Regions from separate parts of the Mus musculus genome. Here region 2 is linked to region 1. Evidence: chromatin loops called from intact Hi-C (ENCODE). Cell type or tissue: heart. All regions are shown on one strand. Each heading gives the region's core, and the rest is flanking DNA. Links, peaks and the distances in the headings are about the cores only.

The links. Hi-C counts contacts between places; a loop is a spot of excess contacts. Peaks named below come from ENCODE experiments on the same cell type or tissue, not always from the same donor. Only the 100,000 strongest peaks of a DNase experiment are listed, where the experiment ranks them.
Region 2: a loop joins it to region 1, with 5 times the contacts of the local background. A loop is called at or near these places in 3 of 42 quality-filtered maps.

Annotation. Positions count from the first base shown.
Region 1 is chrX:147,115,527-147,125,215 of GRCm38, reverse strand. The region is part of intron 4 of Htr2c (5-hydroxytryptamine (serotonin) receptor 2C); the gene reads right to left. Among named protein-coding and RNA genes, the nearest start is that of Gm24627, 13 kb to the right of the region's middle. In heart, for the core only: a CTCF peak has its summit at 5,870; no DNase peak of the experiment used is centred there.
Region 2 is chrX:147,483,862-147,493,550 of GRCm38, reverse strand. Lrch2 (leucine-rich repeats and calponin homology (CH) domain containing 2) reads left to right here. Exons shown (of 21, transcript NM_001081173.2): 13 at 1,464-1,512; 14 at 1,600-1,716; 15 at 5,273-5,317; 16 at 8,747-8,797. Gm25107 (a small nucleolar RNA gene) reads left to right here and starts at 9,130; the gene lies at 9,130-9,258. In heart, for the core only: a CTCF peak has its summit at 3,799 (motif pointing right); no DNase peak of the experiment used is centred there.

The DNA.
Region 1 (9,689 bases), core at 1,042-9,041:
TATGGAGCAGAGGACTGCTTGGTCTGGCCTCATTGAGAGAAGATGCATCTAACCCTCAACAGACTTGAGGCTCCAGGGAGTGGGGAGGTCTGGTGGGGTGGGGATGGGGTGGAGGTAGGGGTAGTGACATCTTCTTGTAGACAGTGCTGGTGATGGAGGTATGGGAATGTATGGGAATTGAAATATGCAGAGAGAGAGAGAGAGAGAGAGAGAGAGAGACAGAGACAGAGACAGAGACAGAGACAGAGAGACAGAGAGAGAGAGAACCATAACTGAGAAAATTGTGGTGCATCTTTTGATTGACAATTAATGTGGAAGTTTCTATCACTGAGTTATCCCTGGATTGGTAGTCCTATGTGTTATAAATAGGCAGTCTGAGCAAACAACAAGAGGCAAGTCAAAATGCAGCATTGTTTCATGGCCTTTGTTTCAGTTCCTACCTCCATGTTCCTTCCTTGCTTGAGTTTATACCAAGACTCTCCTCAGTGCTGGAATGTTCCCTGGAAGTATAAGCAAAATAATCCCTTTCCTTCCCAAGTTTCTTTGGTCATGGTGTTTTATCACAGCGATAAAAAAAAAAAACTAATGAAGACTTATGGGTAGCTGTGAAGAGTAAAGGTTTTACAAGAGCAAGAGGGTAACAAAAAAGGGTAATAGCTAGAGAGTGGTGTATATGGTTGAACTTTATGATGCACATGTATGAAAATATTGTAAAATATTGTAAAATTGTAATATATCTAATATATATTAGTCAAACATTATTTTTTCTTTTATTCTTCACTTATACATTACATCCTCCTTCAGTTCCCCCTTCCCCCTTCCTCTGCTCCTCCCAGTCATTCCTCCCACCTCCCCTCTTCCCCACATCTACTCCTCCTTGGTTTCCCTTCGAAGAAAAAAAAAAAAAGAACAGACCTCCTAGGGATATCCAATGATCATGGCCTAAAAGTTATAGTAAGAGTAGGCACACACCCTCATATCAACTCTGGATGAGGAAACCCAGTAGGAGGAAAAGGGACACAGAACAGAAAGAAGATTCAGAGATACCTTCCCCCACTCCCCTGGTTGGGAGTTCCACAAGAATGCCAAGCTATACAACCATGTGTTATATGCAGAAAAGTTAGCTCAGACCATATAGTCTCCCTGACCTCTGTGAGCCTACTTAAGTACTGGTCAGTTGATTCTGGACATTGTTATTTCGGTGTCCTTGGCCCTTCCTTCTTCCCTCTCTTCTGTGGGGTTCCCCTGGCTCTGCCTAGTGTTTGGCTGCAGATCTCTGCATCTTCTCCCATCACTATTTTTTTTTCTTAGAAAGTTGGTTCATCTTCACAATTGACTTGACTGAGTTTAGAATCACAGGGAAATTTGTCTTGGGGTATGGCTCTAAGGCCATTTCTAGAAAAAATTGTCTGAAAGTAAACAACAACCCTGAACATGCATTGCACCATCCCATGGGTTATAGTCTCAGACTAAAGTAGAAGAAGAAGTGGGCTGAACACCAGAACTCATCACTCTTGACAGCAGACCCCATGTGACTTCCTAGCTCACTCTCATGCTTCCATGCTTCCCCTGCCACAGTGGATTATTTTACATCAAGCTGTAAACTCCCTTCCTCAAATTGCTTCCTGTCAGGGATTTGGTCTGATCAGTAAGAAATGTAATTCATACACAAGGAAACTGACTTTATGAGCCTTGTTTGAATTTCCACCTAAATGAAGTGACTTGTTTATATCTTTTCGGTCAGTTGTAAAAGGGAATACAGATTGGGTAGTGGAAGTCATGAAATAACCATTTTTTCTTTTATTAGATAATTTTGGATTTTTTTGTTGAAATTGTAATGAAAATTAATGGTGGATAAAGAAGTATTTACAAGAAATATACCTACAAAGCAGAGTTAGGACCTAGGTGAAGTCTTTCATAAAATCTTGATTTTTAGAAAATAACCAAAGATATAAAACTAACTTAAAAGATATCCATTCTCAAAAATCCTACTGAATATTGATGTAAACAATGGGATTATACAGTTTAAACTTGAGTCTAATCCCATTCCTCTCTTATCATAGCAATAGAGCACAATAGCCATGGAAAAACATTAGCTGGTGACCTGGGAGATGACCTGTTTTGGTGTGTCATGTTAAATCCCATTCCTAGAACACGTTCAATATTTTTATTAACTATTTACAGTTTCTTTTGAGCATTTTATTCCCAGGGCCTTGGCTATTTGACCTGACTCTGAGTTCAGTTCCTTGGAAAAAACCCTATCCCTGGGGTATTATTGAGAACAGTAGCAATAAGCTGGATTTAGTAACACAGCATTTGGCTAAGTCTATGAATGTATTTAGAACAAAGAAGAGGCTGGCTAAAATAATCTTAAGGTTTGGTAAAGAGAATAAGAATAACAAAAGGGATTTTATATTGTTCCAGTATATTACAGGATACCAAATAAGGGCACAGTACTACAAAACGAGAAGAGAGAGAAGGAGGAGAAGGAAGGTGAGGAGATAATAGTAATAATAATAATATAATAATATTAACAGCAAAATTTTCCCTATCCTTGATGTTCTACTCAAATGGGAGGTAAAAGCTTAGACTGAAATAAACTGTTTCAGGACAGAGTGGAAGAAAAATGGCTTACATCATTTCATAAAATATTCTGAACAATTATTATTTAATTCTAAACTATCATCTTTCAAAAAGAACTTTTTTTTGAGTTTTGAGTCAAGGCCTGTCTATGTAGCCCTAATCATTCAGTAACGCTCTGTATTGACCAAGCTGACTGCAAACTCAGAAAAATCTTGCCTATGTCACTCCTAAGTTCTGGGCTTAAAGGTATAAGCCTTCTTTTCTATGTAAAAAAGGAACCCATAAGAAGTCAGGCCAGAAAATAAACTAGAGCTCAAGAAAAAGACAGAGAAGAAAGCAACAGTCAAACATTTCAGGAAATTTAGAACATGCAGAATTAATATAGGAAGGGCCACAAATAAACAGCAATGAAGAACCAAACCTGTAAAACAACAAGAAACAGCGAGGAAGGGGAGAAGGAGGAGGAGGAGGAGGAGGAGGAGGAGGAGGAGGAGGAGGAGGAGGAGGAGGAGGAGACCTGATACCAAAGGGAATAGAATATGTTGCTTTAAATGTCTAGCTTTCAGTAAGAAGCAATTAGAATGGACAGTGTGGCTACAAATTGGATCCAACTGAAAGAGAATTGACTCACACACAGCAAGTAAAATAGAAGCAGACAAACTCTGGGAGGATAAGGAGCTGACAAAAAAAAGAAAAGAAAAGAAAAAGAAAAGAACCTCTGTGTGCATGCAAACCTGTACCTATTAATTTCCTTTCCCATCTCTGCCAGAATAATGCTTAGAACTCATTTCAAAATATTTAGAATAAAGCATTCTTGTTAACTTCAATAGAATAAGTTATAAGACATGGAAAGTAAAGAACCCAGATGCCCCTCAACAGAGGAATGGATACAGAAAATGTGGTACATTTGCACAATGGAGTACTACTCAGCTATTAAAAAGAATGAATTTATGAAATTTCTAGGCAAATGGATGGACCTGGAGGGTGTCATCCTGATTGAGGTAACCCAATCACAAAAGAATTCACATGATATGTACTCACTGATAAGTGAATATTAGCCCAGAAACTTAGAATACCCAAGATACAAGATACAATTTGCAAAACACATGAAACTCAAGAAGAAAGAAGACCAAAGTGTGGACACATTGCCCCTTCTTAGAATTGGGAACAAAACACCTATGGAAGGAGTTACAGAGACAAAGATTGGACTGAGACGAAAGGATGGACCATCTAGAGACTGCCATACCCAGGGATCCATCCCATAATCAGTCTCCAAATGCTGACACCATTGCACACACTAGCAAAATTTTGCTGAAAGGACCCTGATATAGCTGTCTCTTGTGAGGCTATGCCGGGGCCTAGCAAACACAGAAGTGGATGCTTACAGTCAGCTAGTGGATGGATCACAGGGCCCCTAAAGGAGGAGCTAGAGAAAGTACCCAAGGAGCTAAAGGGGTCTGCAACCCTATAGGTGGAACAAGAATATGAACTAACCCAGAGCTCGTGTCTCTAGCTGCATATATATCAGAAAATGACCTAGTTGGCCATCAGTGGAAAGAGAGGCCCATTGGTCTTGCAAACTTTATATGCCTCAGTACAGGGGAACGCCAGAGCCAAGAAGTGGGAGTGGGGGAATTGGGGGAGAGGGTTTGAGGGACTTTTGGGGTATCATTGGAAATGTAAATGAAGAAAATACCTAATTAAAAAAATAAGGGAAAAAAAAAAAAGAAACCAAAGCAGGATAAACGTAGAATGTGTGATTGGGTTGGGAGTGGAGAACTTCACGGGTGAAGTAAGAGGGATGTAGTAAGCTAGCAGCCATCTCAGATTCCAGGAGCAGCAAAGTCTCCAAGGACAGACCATCCAGAAGAAAGCAATTAACTGTGAGGCAAGGCTATACCATAAGCCTAAAGTTACCATCTTAAAGCACCCATATTAGTCTCCTCAAATAATGATAACATTAAGTTCTTTGTACCACATACAATCTTCTTTTTTTTTTAATTTCTTTCATTTACATTTCCAATACTATCCCCAAAGTCCCCCACACTCTCCCCCACCCACTCCCCAACCCACCCACTCCCACTTCTTAGCCCTTGCGTTCCCCTGTACTGAGGCAGATAAAGTTTGCACGACCAATGGGCCTCTCTTTCCACTGATGGCCGGCTAGGCCATTTTCTGATACATATGCAGCTAGAGACAAAAGCTCCGTGGGGTACTGGTTAGTTCATATTGTTGTTCCACCTATAGGATTGTAGATCCCTTCAGCTCCTTGGGTACTTTCTCTAGCTCCTCCTTTAGGGGCCCTGTGATCCATCCACTAGCTGACTGTGAGGATCCACTTCTGTGTTTGCTAGGCCCTGGCATAGTCTCACAAGAGACAGCTAAAGGAATACTTTGGCAAACCTTGTAGGACCAGAACTGAAATGATGATGATGTGGAGGATAAACACATCTCGATCAGGATAGCTCATTGCCATGTTTCTTTCTAATCTTCAGCCTAAAATCTCATATCAGTAACTGAATTTGAGTTCACTGGACTGTATTTATTTCTCTTCCCCACACAGCAATTAAGTCTTCTGTCTCACCAACATGCATCTGCTTACTGGCATCCTGAAATAGATGACCAATTACAGATTGTTAGAGCTTCTGATTACAAAATGGTTTAAACAGAAACTCCTGGAAGACTAATACACACTGATAGTTAAGTGCTTTGCTATAGCACTGCATACTTAATACTTTTTAATTATATGTTTGGTAATGTTGCCACTTAATTTTCCTACTCTACTGAAATTATAGTATTCTTATCTTATTCTGTTCAAACAAAGAAAAATCTATAGTGACAGCATATTTAAGACTGCAAAGTACTTCCAGGAATTGATTTTGGTTTATCTTGGTAAAATTGCCCTATATTTTCATTTCACAATTGTTTTGCTTCTAGATATAATCTTGTATCGTTGTAATGCTAAAAGTACAAAAATTATATAGAGATCTCAAGGTCACTAGATACTTTCACTTTCATTCTTTAGATTTCTCAAGTCCTGGGACTCTTACATGGTGAACTAAGAGAACCTAACACAATTAGAACAAAAAGACTAGGAAACAGCAAGAATTTAAAGAGTTGCATAGTCATACTTTAACATTTGTAATGTACATAACTCTTATTAATCAAGTTTATCCATAACAAATTACTATACTACAAAGTTCAGTAAAAGTATTTCCTCATCTTTCAGATCTTATTCTAATTGCACAGAAGACAAAATTTCTTAATGTGGTTGATATGTGCCACCCACTGGTGAAATTCATGTATTCACAGATTACAGGATTGTGAGAAACTGAAAATTTAGGTTTTGCACTGGAAAGAAGAGAATAATGTAGACAATTTATTTCCTACTACCTATCTACTTTTTTAAAAAATATATTTTATGTTTGAAATCAAATACTCGAAATTTATATCATTTAAATAGTGTGTATTCAAATTCTCACGTATTCCTTACTAAAACAGAAAACCTATAAGTGCTTTATGATCGTCAGATAGCAATAGGCATACTATTGCTATCTGAAGGGGATATTATATTTAGAGTACATGAGATGGATATAAACAACATAGAAAAATCAATAAGTGCTAGTCAGGTAGTGGTGGCACATGCCTTTAATTCCAGCACTTGGGAGGCAGTGGCAGGCAGATTTCTGAGTTCAAGGCCAGCCTGGTCTACAGAGTGAGTTCCAGCACTTCCAGGGCTATACAGATAAACCCTGTCTTGAAAAACCAAAATAATGATAATAATAATAATATTGATGATGATGATAATGATAATAATAATAGTAATAAGTGCTTAATATTGTTAAATGTATCTTCTACTCAAGGTCTGAAGAGAAAATATACTTATTAACTCTTCTGTTTATACAAAAGTGGATGCTCACAGTCATCTATAAGATGGAACACATGGCCCCCAATGGAGAAGCTAGAGAAAGCACCCAAGGAGCTGAAGGGGTCTGCAACCCTGTAGGTGGAACAACAATATGAACCAACCAGTACCCCCCAGAGCTCGTATCTCTAGCTGCATATGTAGCAGAAGATGGCCTAGTTGTCCATCACTGGGAAGAGAGACCCCTTGGTATTGCAAACTTTATATGCCCCAGTACAGGGAATGCCAGGGCAAAGAAGTGGGAGTGGGTGGGTAGGGGAGCAGGGCAGGAGGGGAGGTATAGGGAGCTTTTGGGATAGCATTTGAAATGTATATAAAGAAAATATCTAATAAAAAATATTAAAAAATATTTTTCAGGCCGGACATGGTGGCACCCGCCTTTAATCCTAGCACTTGGGAGGCAGAGGTAGGAGGATTTGTGAGTTTGAGGCCAGCCTGGTCTACAAAGTGAGTTCCAGTATAGCCAGGGCTACACAGAGCAACCCTGTCTCAAAGAACCAAAAAAAAAATTCATACAATTTATTTATTACTATTTCTTCTACCCCAATTCTTTTAAAATCCTCCCTGCCACTCACCTATCCAAATCCATACCACTTTTAAGTATCTTTACAAAACAATCAGTCCTCTAAAGAATAATAATAAAATCAAATATATTAAAATAGAAACCAAACAAATTAAACAGAAACAAAAGAACCACAAAAATGCACAAGCATCTAGATGTTATGTGGTAAATGCTATATGCAGAGACACACACACTTAAGCACACAGGAAACACCACCATCAAAAATAACAACAGAAGAAGCCATGATATACATATAAAAGGCCAATAAGGTAAAAAAAAAAAGAGCTTGACAGAATATTATTATGAGACAAAAGAATCTCTGATGATACCATTGAGTTTGTTTTATTTTGGGCAAAGAATAGTTTGTATCCCTATTGTGATTATTGGAAATAATAAAGTTTTACTTGTAAATGGAGATAACTCCTGCTTTGGAATATGGGGTTGTGTCTACTTCCAATTTCAGCCCTGGAATCCCATCTGGTACAAAATAGAGGCTGTATATGGAAAGCCTATTGCTAAAATTATCCCAAACGGAGAAAAATTTGAAGCACTCCCATTAAACCAGGAATAAGGTATGGTTTTTAATTTACCCCAATATAGTTCTCAAAGGCCTAGCTACAGAAACAAGATATGACACAGAAATAAAGGAGAATATAAATAAGAAGTAGTCATTTTCTCTTTTTGCAGATATAGAAGCCAGAAGACTCTACCCCAAAATTCCTAGGCTTGATCAACATTTTCAACAAATTGGCAAGATACAAAATTAACATATAAAAATATCATGTTTCTTTATGAAAATAGCAAGCATGCTGAAAAGGAAATAAAAAGAACTCTATACTTAATAGACTTTTAAAAACGTGAAATAAATCTAATCAAAAATATAAAAGACCTACAATAAAATATTAATCTAAAGAAAGAAATAGTGATGGTTTAGGTTAAAAATATCCCATATAGGCTTAGACATTTGAAAGTTTGTCCTTCGTTTGGTGGGTGCTGTTTGGGGAAGTTTAGAAAGTATAGCTTTTGTGTAGGAAATCCATCACCTGGGGAAGCTTTTGAGAGTACTTAGACTTGGCATATTTCCAACTCACTCTTTTTTTTTCCATTTTTTATTAGTTTGGAGCTGAGATGAAAGGATGGCCCATGAAGAGACTTCTATATCCAGGGATCCACCCCATAATCAGCATCCAAATGCTGACACCATTGCATACACTAGCAAGATTTTATCGAAAGGACCCAGATGTAGCTGTCTCTTGTGAGACTATGCTGGGGCCTACCAACTCACTCTCTTTGTTCTATGTTTGTGGTTAAGGATATGATCTCTCCACTTCCTGGACCTACTACCATGTTTGTTGCTTGCTGCTATGCCTCTGCCCCATCAGAATGTCTGTTCAACCCTCTTGAATGATAAGCCAATTCTCTTTTCTTTAAGTTCTTCAGCCATGGTGATTTATTATTGCAACAGAAAATAAACTGATCTAAAGACCAGGGATGATAGTAGAAGTAGGAAGATCTTCCTATGCTCATGGAAAGGTAGAGTTAGTACTTTAAAAATTAATATACAACCCAAAGATATTTGCAGAACCCACTCAATCCCAATGAAAACAATGAGGACATTCTTTACAGAAACAGGGGGAAAAAGAAACTTAAACTCATATGGAAGTACCAAAGACCTTGAAAAGTCAAACTGTCCTGAGCAAAAATAAATGACACTGGGGAGATGACCATATCTGATCTCAAGTTACACTACAGAGCAATAGTAATTAAAATGGCATGATCTTGAAGAGAAAACTTTAAAAGGAAGAAATACAGATAGGTAAGAAATACTTTTTTTTTTCCATTTTTTATTAGGTATTTAGCTCATTTACATTTCCAATGCTATACCAAAAGTCCCCCTTACCCACCCACCCCCACTCCCCTACCCACCCACTCCCCCCCTTTGGCCCTGGCGTTCCCCTGTACCGGGGCACACAAAGTCTGCATGTCCAATGGGCCTCTCTTTCCAGTGATGGCCGACTAGGCCATCTTTTGATACATATGCAGCTAGAGTCAAGAGCTCAGGGGTACTGGTTAGTTCATAATGTTGTTCCACCTATAGGGTTGAAGATCCCTTTAGCTCCTTGGGTACTTTCTCTAGCTCCTCCATTGGGAGCCCTGTGATCCATCCATTAGCTGACTGTGAGCATCCACTTCTGTGTTTGCTAGGCCCCGGCATAGTCTCACAAGAGACAGTTACATCTGGGTCCTTTCAGTAAAATCTTGCTAGTGTATGCAATGGTGTCAGCATTTGGAAGCTGATTATGGGGTGGATCCCTGGATATGGCAGTCTCTACATGGTCCATCCTTTCATCTCAGCTCCATACTTTGTTTCTGTAACTCCTTCCATGGGTGTTTTGTTCCCACTTCTAAGGAGGGGCCTAGTGTCCACACTTCAGTCTTCATTTTTCTTGAGTTTCATGTGTTTAGGAAATTGTATCTTATATCGTGGGTATCCTAGGTTTTGGGCTAGTATCCACTTATCAGTGAGTACATATTGTGTGAGTTCCTTTGTGATTGTGTTACCTCACTCAGGATGATGCTCTCCAGGTCCATCCATTTGGCTAGGAATTTCATAAATTC
Region 2 (9,689 bases), core at 592-8,591, 370 kb before region 1:
CCCTCCTTTTTCTTACCCATCTTCTGCTGCTGTTTCTTTTTCTGTAGTTTACAAAGTCATCCAGTTGGTTATGTATTGTTATATATTCTATAATTTCTATAAATTTAAATCTCATTTGTACGTAAAGTTACTGTGCTTAAAATTTTGTACTTGATCTCCCACTGGAGAAAATCTATAAATTCTGGAATTATTTATTTTCTTATTTGTATATATTTTATTACTCCCTAGAGATAGAGATGTCCCTTGTACTTTTATTAAAATTTTTATTATCTTCTCTGTTCTTACTCTTCCTTCACCCATTTCTCCTTTTCTCCATCCTTTTTCTGTCTAGTTGAAATAAGTTCTTACTCTGTGGCCCAGGATGGCCCAGCTGGGTCTCCATCACATGGTGGTACCTCAGCCTTGTGAGTGCTGAGATGACCACTGTGAGCCATCATGCCTCAGCTTTACCCTGTGTCCTTTAGATTTTTGAACCTTTTGAGTGGGTTTTGGTGTGTATATATGTCTGTATCTGTCTGTTTCTGTGTCTGTGTAAGTGCATGCCACATGTATATATGTTGTGGATGCCCATGGAGACCAGAAGAGGATATTCGATCCCTTGAAGCTGGAACAGGTCCTCCATAGCCCCTTTTATGTCATAGATGAAGCTCATAATCAGTGATTCAAGAGATGATCAAGTATTTGTCTTCTGAATTCTTTGGCCTTTAAGAAAGGATTTATTCATGTATTTATTTAATATGTGTGTGCGCATGTGTATATATGTGTGCTATGGCACAGGTGTGGAGGTCAGAGGACAACTTTCAAGAATTCAAGGAGTTACTTCTCCCCTTCCACTATCTGGAACCCAGGGTTCTATCTAACTCAGGTTGTCAGGCTTGATGGTAAGCTAGAACCTTTATTTACCCACTCACCTCACTGATCCTATTACATGATTTTATAAAACGGTAACTTGTTTTCAGTAATATTCTGTGTACTTACTGCAGATTTGTACATATTGTAGTCAATTTGTACTCTCCAAAATAGGTTGGCCTATGTATAAGGCTAATATACAATAAACCCATGTTGATGTTTCTCTTAGAACAGTAGTTCATAGGCATTTACAATTGGTTGGTTTTATCAATTTCAGTTTATATATTACTAACCCGTGTGGTGGTTACTTCCTCTCATTGCAGCCCTTTGAAGGCTGAGGCAGGAGAATTGCTATGACCTCTTGGCTAGCCTGGGCTACATACAGTATTAAGTACCAGGCCATCCAGTGCTATATAGTAAGACACAATCTCAACGTAACACAATACAACACAACACAACATAACACAAAACAACACAACAAAATGAAACATGGGTATGGATAGTGTTTATGTTGCTGTCTTAAAGCAATAAGAAGACAAATTTGTTGTTTATAAAGTATGTGAAATGATTTTTAAAATACCTTAAGGAATATTAAAGCAACTTTAATTTTTTAGTGTCCCAGCAGATGAAGGGAATTCACCATTATCACCTCTTGCATGGCAGGTAAGGGGAAATAAAATTAATAACACATGTATTATTTGGTAGTCATGTGTTGAGTTAAAAAGACGTTTTTTTTTATTTTTATTATAGCCATTAGAAAATCAGAAGGACCAAATAGTTGATCAACAGTGGCCAGAATCTCAGCCTATAATCTGGCAAAATGAAGAGAGGAGACGAAGCAAGCAGATCAGAAAAGAATATTTCAAGGTAAATTAATAAATTATAAATTTTGTTTTTGTTTCATACTTACTACTTTTGGATTTTGACACTTTTCTCTTAAATTAATAATATTTAACTCTCCAGTTAAATGTCACAACTGTGTTCATGCTGATTGCCCTTTTGTGGATGGTAGAGATATGCTATGTAAATATACCCACAAAATTTTAGTAATTCAAATTACCAATATACACTGTGATTATTTTCAAGTAGCTAAAAAAGATGAATGTTTGTGTGTTACACTGCTAATTGTGGCAATTAATTTTATGTTTCTTTTTCTTTATTCTTTTGAGATAAATTTTCACAATGTAGTCCAGGTTAGCCTCAAATCAGAATCCTCCCACCTCTGTCTCTTATATACTGGCATTCCAGAACCACTAAGCCTGGCTCAGAAAAAGACTTTCATTGAATTGCTTTCACTAATTAGTTCAGAAGTCTTTTCAGATAGCATTTAACCATGCCTGTATAAATAAGTACTTGAAGACTGGTCCATACTTTCTTGTTGTATTAGTAGATTTGTTTTGAGATAGGGTCTCTCTGCCTTTGACATGATACATCTGGTCCTGATTGTCCGGGACCTCTCTATGTAGACCAGGCTGTCTTCAAACTCCCCGAGATCCACATGCCTCTGTCCCCTAAGTGCTGGGAGTAAAGGTGTGTATCACTGCACTGGATGCAGTGGATTTCTTAAGATGGTCTTTTAGTAAAGATAAGTTAAAATACCAGAGCATATGAATTATTCCAAATTTCTATTGAATTACTACTTATTTGTATTTTAAGTCTACTGTATTTGCAGGTCTCATCAGGATTTAGAATCATTTTTTATATTAGCGAGCATTTACTCTTAGAATTGACTTATATAAGCAGTGCAAACCTGGTCCTGTACCCTAAATAGCAAGCTGTGTTGTCCTTTACCTCCCTAAATCCTCTTCTCACTGAATAACAGTCATTTTATCCAGGCATAACTCTGCTAAGTTAGACATTATTTCAAATTCATGCCACTAATAAATAGTATTTATTTTATAGTTTTATGTTTGGTAGAATTTGGTACTTCTGTTTATATTAATGTCTTTCCATATATTGGGAAGCATCGTGTGTTTGAAATTAACATATCAAAATTAAAATGTATGTTTTAGCAAATATCTTAAATATATTAAACTAACTTTGAACAAATAACTATTGAGAATTTTGAGACTTGGTTTTTGGTTAATTAGACAACATGAGGCATAATCACACATGGAAAAGACGTCGGAAGGAAATCGGGAGGTCATTCCAGTGAGAACGCTTTTATCAGAACCATTTGCAGTTTGCAGCTTGGCATTTATCTTAGCCTCCCTTTTTAATTCAGGAAAACTTAAAGCAAAGCACTGAATAAAATATGTTTATAGGTGACCTTTGATGAATTATTTTTGATGTTGAATTTCTGAGCAATTTTGTCATTTCTTTGATTTCTTCTATCACCAAATAACAAAACTATACTGACTATATTCATCCAAACACTTGTATCAGAATTATCACATGTCAGGCACTGTCATGAATATTTACACATATTAGTCAGTTTACCCTTTAGAAAACTTCAGTATCATTAATGAAGTTATCATTTCTATTTTGTGTACATGGACAATAAGGCCCGGAAAGTGAAGTAGTTTGTTAATCATACAGTTGAAATTCAAGTTCAAAGCCTTTACAGTGTTGTTTCTTTTTTGTTGTGGACAGCTTGATATAAAATGAACAAACACTAACATTTAAACAGTTTCATTGTTTTAAAAATATTTTGTACTAATTAGAGTTAATAGAGGGCTTAGTGAGCCTTTATCACAGACAAGTGTTTCTTGCTTTAAAAGCATTTGTTCATTAAATATTTTAGTTTTGATGGCTGACACATTTCTTCTACTGTGTCAATTATATTTTAAAGTTGCTAAGAAATAAAATAGGATAATATCTGAAATGACCATTACAGAACTGTCACTCAGTAAGTGTTCATTTCTTTCATATGCAATGATGTACGTGTAAACATAATCTTCAGTCACGGAGGGAGAAATGCTTTAAGGGCATGTGTAGTTCTTCTCAATTGTCAGAAGATGTCAGTGTTAGGACATTGCATAAAAAATTAGCTATCAACAAAGTATTCCTCTGTTGTCAGGAAAATAAAAAATTGTATAGGGCTGTGGGTGTAACTCATAGATAAGTTGCTTAGTATGCTCAAAGTTATAGGTTCAACCTTCATCAAAACAGAAAGAAAGTTAGAACATGGAACTTATGGTCCATTATTAATCATAGCTGTAAAATACATTAGAGGAACATGTCTCCTATCTGTAATTCCTAATACACCTTAGTTTGGGACTGAAATACTAGGTAAGTCATATATTTTTTTCTAAGAGATATAAAAGACAGAGTTACATAAGAGGGACAATTAAATAGAACCCTGAATATCAAGCAAAACAGTTTGGGACATGATCTGAGAATTAGTAGTTTTGAAGATAGAAGTTCGATGAGCTCCTGTATCTACCATTGACTTGCAGCAGAATTCATTGCATTTTGGTAGAGAATCAGAAAATAAGAACTCTAATGACTGGCACACTGTGTGATTTTTGATTCTAAGCATCACTTTGTCACATAGATAATTTACATTGAACAATCTATCTCTATGTTTCACAATAAATTGGGGGATAATAGTACATATACCTTATGCAGTTGTTATAAAGATGAAACTTTTCAATACATATAATGCAGTCATTACTGATGTATAATAAGCAATAGTTCTAAATGTTAGATTTTAGCACTATTACTATCATTGGGAAGTCGGTATATGCATTTAATGCAGTTTCTTTAAGCCTGAAATCAGTAGATTACTTCTTTTGTTGTGCTGAGGATTGAACCCAGAGTTTCAGAGATAGTAGGAACCACATCTCTAGCTCAGCTTCTTAAAACAATTGCTCATGTTTTAGTATAGTGAAATTACAAACCAGGTGGGAGATTCTAAGAACCCTGGATAGGATGGTAGTTTTAAGAATTCAGAAGTTAGCCAACATAATTGACTTGTTGAACAGAGTGAACTTAGAAGAAGCAAGACTTTACAACCTTCCTAATGCCATGACACTTTAATACAGTTCCTCATGCTATGGTAACCCCAAGCATACAATTATTTTGTTGCTACTTCATAACTGTAATTTTGCTGCTTTTATCAATTATTATGTAAATACCTGATATGCAGGGTATCTTATACGTGATCTCCAAGCCCTTCACGACCCACAGTTTGACAGCTGTTTTTCTAAGATAGCCCTGAGATTGCAAACCTGAAGGAATGGGAAATGGATCTTGCTTAGGAAGGAAATGTTACTTGGCATATTTTGAGGTCTTGGAGCAGTGTCACTCATGGCATTGTATGTGTGAATAGGAAGACTGTTTAAACTGACTGTGTCCATAAGTTTCATTGCAGGTAAGTTAATAAAAGTACCAATGTAGCAATAAGCCTTATGTGCCATTATGAACAAAACTTTCACATGTTCAAGGAAAAAATAAACCATGCATTTGAATTGTTTTTCAGTACAAATCAACAAGGAAGAATTCAAGTGGCAATGAGAATGAGGAGGTGAGACAAAGGGTGATTTGAAAGATTTCCTTGCATATTTAGTTGGCTCAGTGATAGTTAATGGAGCCCAGCTGTCAACTGCTTTGTTACTGATTTAAAGTGTGCATTTTCTACAATAATGAAGATTTCTGAGCATTTTCATATGGTTACTAATTTAATCAGTTCGTTTCTGGTGCATTCTGGAACATGATTTCTAAAATAGTTGTAGAGCTTTGTGGTTTGCTAGGAATCTGCAACCTTTCCATTTACATTTGCTGTCATTTCCCACTTTACTTTCCCAAAGGGCATGTTGGTCAGGTCAGACTTCATCTGTTTCAAAACTGTGCCTGTGTGTGTATTGATGTGTGGGCACAAGTGTGGGTGTGTGTGTTCCAGAGCATGCATGTGGACGTCAGAGGACAATTCTTTGGAGTCTTTTCTCTCCTTTCCTCTTCGATTTTAGATAGTGAAGTTGAAGTCATGTCAGTTTTTGGAAGAAAGCACTTTAACCTCTTGACAGACTGGCTCTGTCTAAGATTTTAAAACAACTTTTGTCACAAAATCTGTTCAGATGTTTTAAATTTTAAAATTGTTTTTTATGCATTTCACATTCTTCTACAGCTTCTGCTGCACCACTGCTGAAACAATATTTCATAACCAAAGTCCCCAGGTTTTTTGTGTATTTGGTTTGGGAATTGGTAGTCAATTTGATGCTTAGTACTTGGCAGGGCATCTGAAATTTATTTTTCAGAAATAAAATTACACTGGAAAAAAGATCTATATGAATTATGTCTGCCTAACTCAAAAACTGTTTTCTTTCCATGTTCTATCAAATAGTATTTGTGGTGACTTAAAAACAAAACACGGTTGTTTCTAATGTTTCCCACTAGCTATCTCACTGTTAGCGTTTGGGGTATATCTGAGGGCAGGTTTGGTGTAGATGTGTTTCCTAACATGTTGCTGCTCATGACCCCAGTCAATTCGTATATACCTGATGCTGGCTTTCCATTGAGATTTACAATATCTGTCTGACCCTTACTTCTTATTCCTCTCTGTCATAACCCACCATATGCACTGTAAAGTGCTGTTATCAATGCTCAGAGTTTTGAGGACTAATGCCAGTGTACCTGATGAGCACACCTAGTTTATGTCTCTAGTCCCCTACTTACCATTAAGCCTTAGGCTTTTGTAGTAATGTGTCCTCCATCGTAGTTGATTGAAACCTAAGTTCCTCCACTAAGGGCTCAATATGTTCATCTTTTTCACCCACAATTTTTCCAAACACGTTTGCTTTTTAAATTGATGCAGTTGTTTTTAACCGAGGTTGCACTTTGGAAGCCCTGATTAGTTTTTAAAGGATACTGATGTCTGGATCTTACTCTCAGATGTTCAAATTGAATTGATGTGTATGTGTCTGTGTGTGTGTGTGTGTGTGTGTGTGTGTGTGTGTCTGTGTGTGTCTGTGCGTGTGTGTGTGAGAGAGAGAGACAGAGACAGAGACAGAGACAGACAGACAGAGAGAAGTGACATGTTCAAGAGTTTTCCATTTGAGTTCACTGCAGGCAAAGTTGATAACTACTTTATCAAATCAGTATTTCCTTTCTAGACATCAGAAGTTGGCAAGGTGGCACAGAGCTCACTGACTATGCTTGTGACTGAACTTTAAATACAAAAGATCTGCAACCATTTACCTATAGATGCCTTTCTGTTCTAATGACATTTACACAGTTACCACCTAGACCATATGTCTAAAATGTTTACTATCTAGCCTTCCACAGAAAACATTCTCTGATCTCCAAGCTAGAGGTTCACCTTGGCTGTTCTCCTTGCCTTCTGTCTATCAATTTTCCCCCATCTGCGTCAATATCTATTCCATTACTGAAATCCACTATTTCTCTTTCTTATTTTTAGGCACTGAAATATTTTGTCTACACACTCCACCTTCATTTCCATCTTTGCTTCTTTGGTCTTTTTTGCTTGGTTTCCTACAGTAGCTTCCTTGATTTTTGTCTTTATATCATCTCTCTATCTCTCCGTCTATCTATTCTTTCTATCTATCTATCTATCTATCTATCTATCTATCTATCTATCTATCTATCTATCTATCTATCTATCTATGTGAGCTCTGTCACCTTCCAGTGTCTTCCTTAGTCCTTTTCAACAACCTTTTTTTGAGACAATGTCTGTTAGTAAATCTGAATCTCCATGATTCAGCTAGGTTTGCTGGTCTGTGAGATCAAAGATTCTCTTCTCTCTGCCTTCTCATTCTTGGGATCACAGAACATGCCACCAGTTCACCATTGTAAGTAGGTACTGAGTACCCTAACTCATGTCTATGTTTATACTACAAACACTTTATCAATTGAAATGTCTCTCCCACCACTTTTCTCCCTTTAGTGCATTTTCCTGATGCTTTCAGAATACAAATACATGAAAATACAAGAAGGCTGTTCCTTTGTTTAGAAACCTTCAGTTTCACCAATGCCTTAACCATAAATTCTTTGTCCATTTTAATAAAAGCCCTGGTAGCCATAGCAACAGAACCTCACAGCTTGCCCTCCTTTCACCATTGTCATCTGCAGGAACACAGGCTTGCTCTACAGTTTTCTTTTTTTTTTAATTTATTGCTCTGTGTCTTCATTCTTATCTTTTTGCTTTACCTAGCTTTTACTGATTTGTTACTTGCTCTCACAAAACTTACCTTTTTTCAGCATCCCTTCCTTTCCTCCAGAGTTTCTTTGTGATTTCCTACTAGGCCATACATAGACTGGAAATTTTCTAATAACTGCTCACATGAACCTTTCTTCCCTCTAGACTGAGACATTCTCTAAGGATGATATTTTACCAAATTTCCTTATCTTAGTGTCTAGAACATTATCTGACATAGTAGGTGTCCAGATATCATTTGTCAAATGAGCATTTGTTTTATGTGGTATTCATCTTCCAGGTTAAATGTCAAGATTTTTGCATTATTTTAACATTAGAATATTTATTCAAAACTACTAGCCCTTTATTGTTTTTATTCAATTAAATTCTTTGTAAATAGTTCTCTATTTATACTAATATACATTATCTTCCAGATAGTTTCTTATTAATTATGATTACCTCTTGCTAGCTTTCATTGATAGGTCTCAGATGGCTATACATCTAATCTACTGTACCGAGACTGTAGTTCTGATTCTATAAAATACTTATAAATCATTAGGGTTTCTTATATTGAATCTGATTTATTATTAGTTGGAGCCAGAGATCATTCATGTCTAACAAATTCACTGAGAATACTTGTACTGTACTTCACCAACAACATTTAAGTGGCAAGATTCTATATTTTACATTGTCAATTCCTCCTTGGATATTTTATAGGATCAGTCTTCCATTTTCTTTTTGTATGTTAAAATCATCATTGTGTATTTTAATTTCATCTTTCATGTGTTTATTTTTATATTTTAGCAAGAGAGTGATAATGCTCATATGTCCGCACAGTCTCCAGTATCATCTGAGGTACAAGTTGTTTTAATGATTTGTCTTTTATGTGTTTTCCAAAGAGTTCTTCCTTTCTTCCTTTCTCAAAAAAATCTTATTTTTAATTTTTATAAACTAATTTATGCACTTTAAAAATCTGTGGTTGATTATTTTGTACGAGTCTTGTCTGTAAAAATTATGAATACCATCCTTTTATATGAATATTCCAAGTAAATTGTAATAATTTGTAGTTTTCTGTGGAACATAAGTCTACATTACTTTGAGATGTGTGCTGTCTTATCTCTCACCATTTTAAAATAATTGGTAGATCTTAACAATGGCCTTGGAATTTTACTGTGAAAGTTTCCCTTGAGCATTGTGCAATGGCCTTTGGTTTTCCTTGTAACCAATTAGGTCTGAAAACAATGCAAGAGAAATGTCCTTTTTCCACGAGAAACAATCCTGCAGTGGGTTGTTCCTATCGACAGGAGGTTACACTTTTGCAGGCATATGAAATCTAAAGAACAAGGGGAGAGTTGGTATATGAAAATTATTAATTATAACATGTTGTTCAAATACTCTGATGGTTTGAATGACTAGTTCTTTTAACTCAGTTTAATCTATTGCTTTGCAACAATAAATTTAAAGCATTTTAAATAGTATCTCACTTAGTTTATTTAGTATTCTACAGTCTATTTTCATTAGCAAGAAAATAACTGTTCATTTGGCGAATTTAGGTCTTAAACTGTTTAACTGATCTGAATTCATTGTATAAATTTGATTATGTACATTTTATGTAAGTGCATTTACATTTTTAGAAAGCTGGAATTCATTCTGTATTATTTTGCATGATTTGTATTATTAAAAATTTATATAGCTCTGAGCATGGAAGTAATAAACATATTTCTAAATTACGTGGAAAGTAAAATGA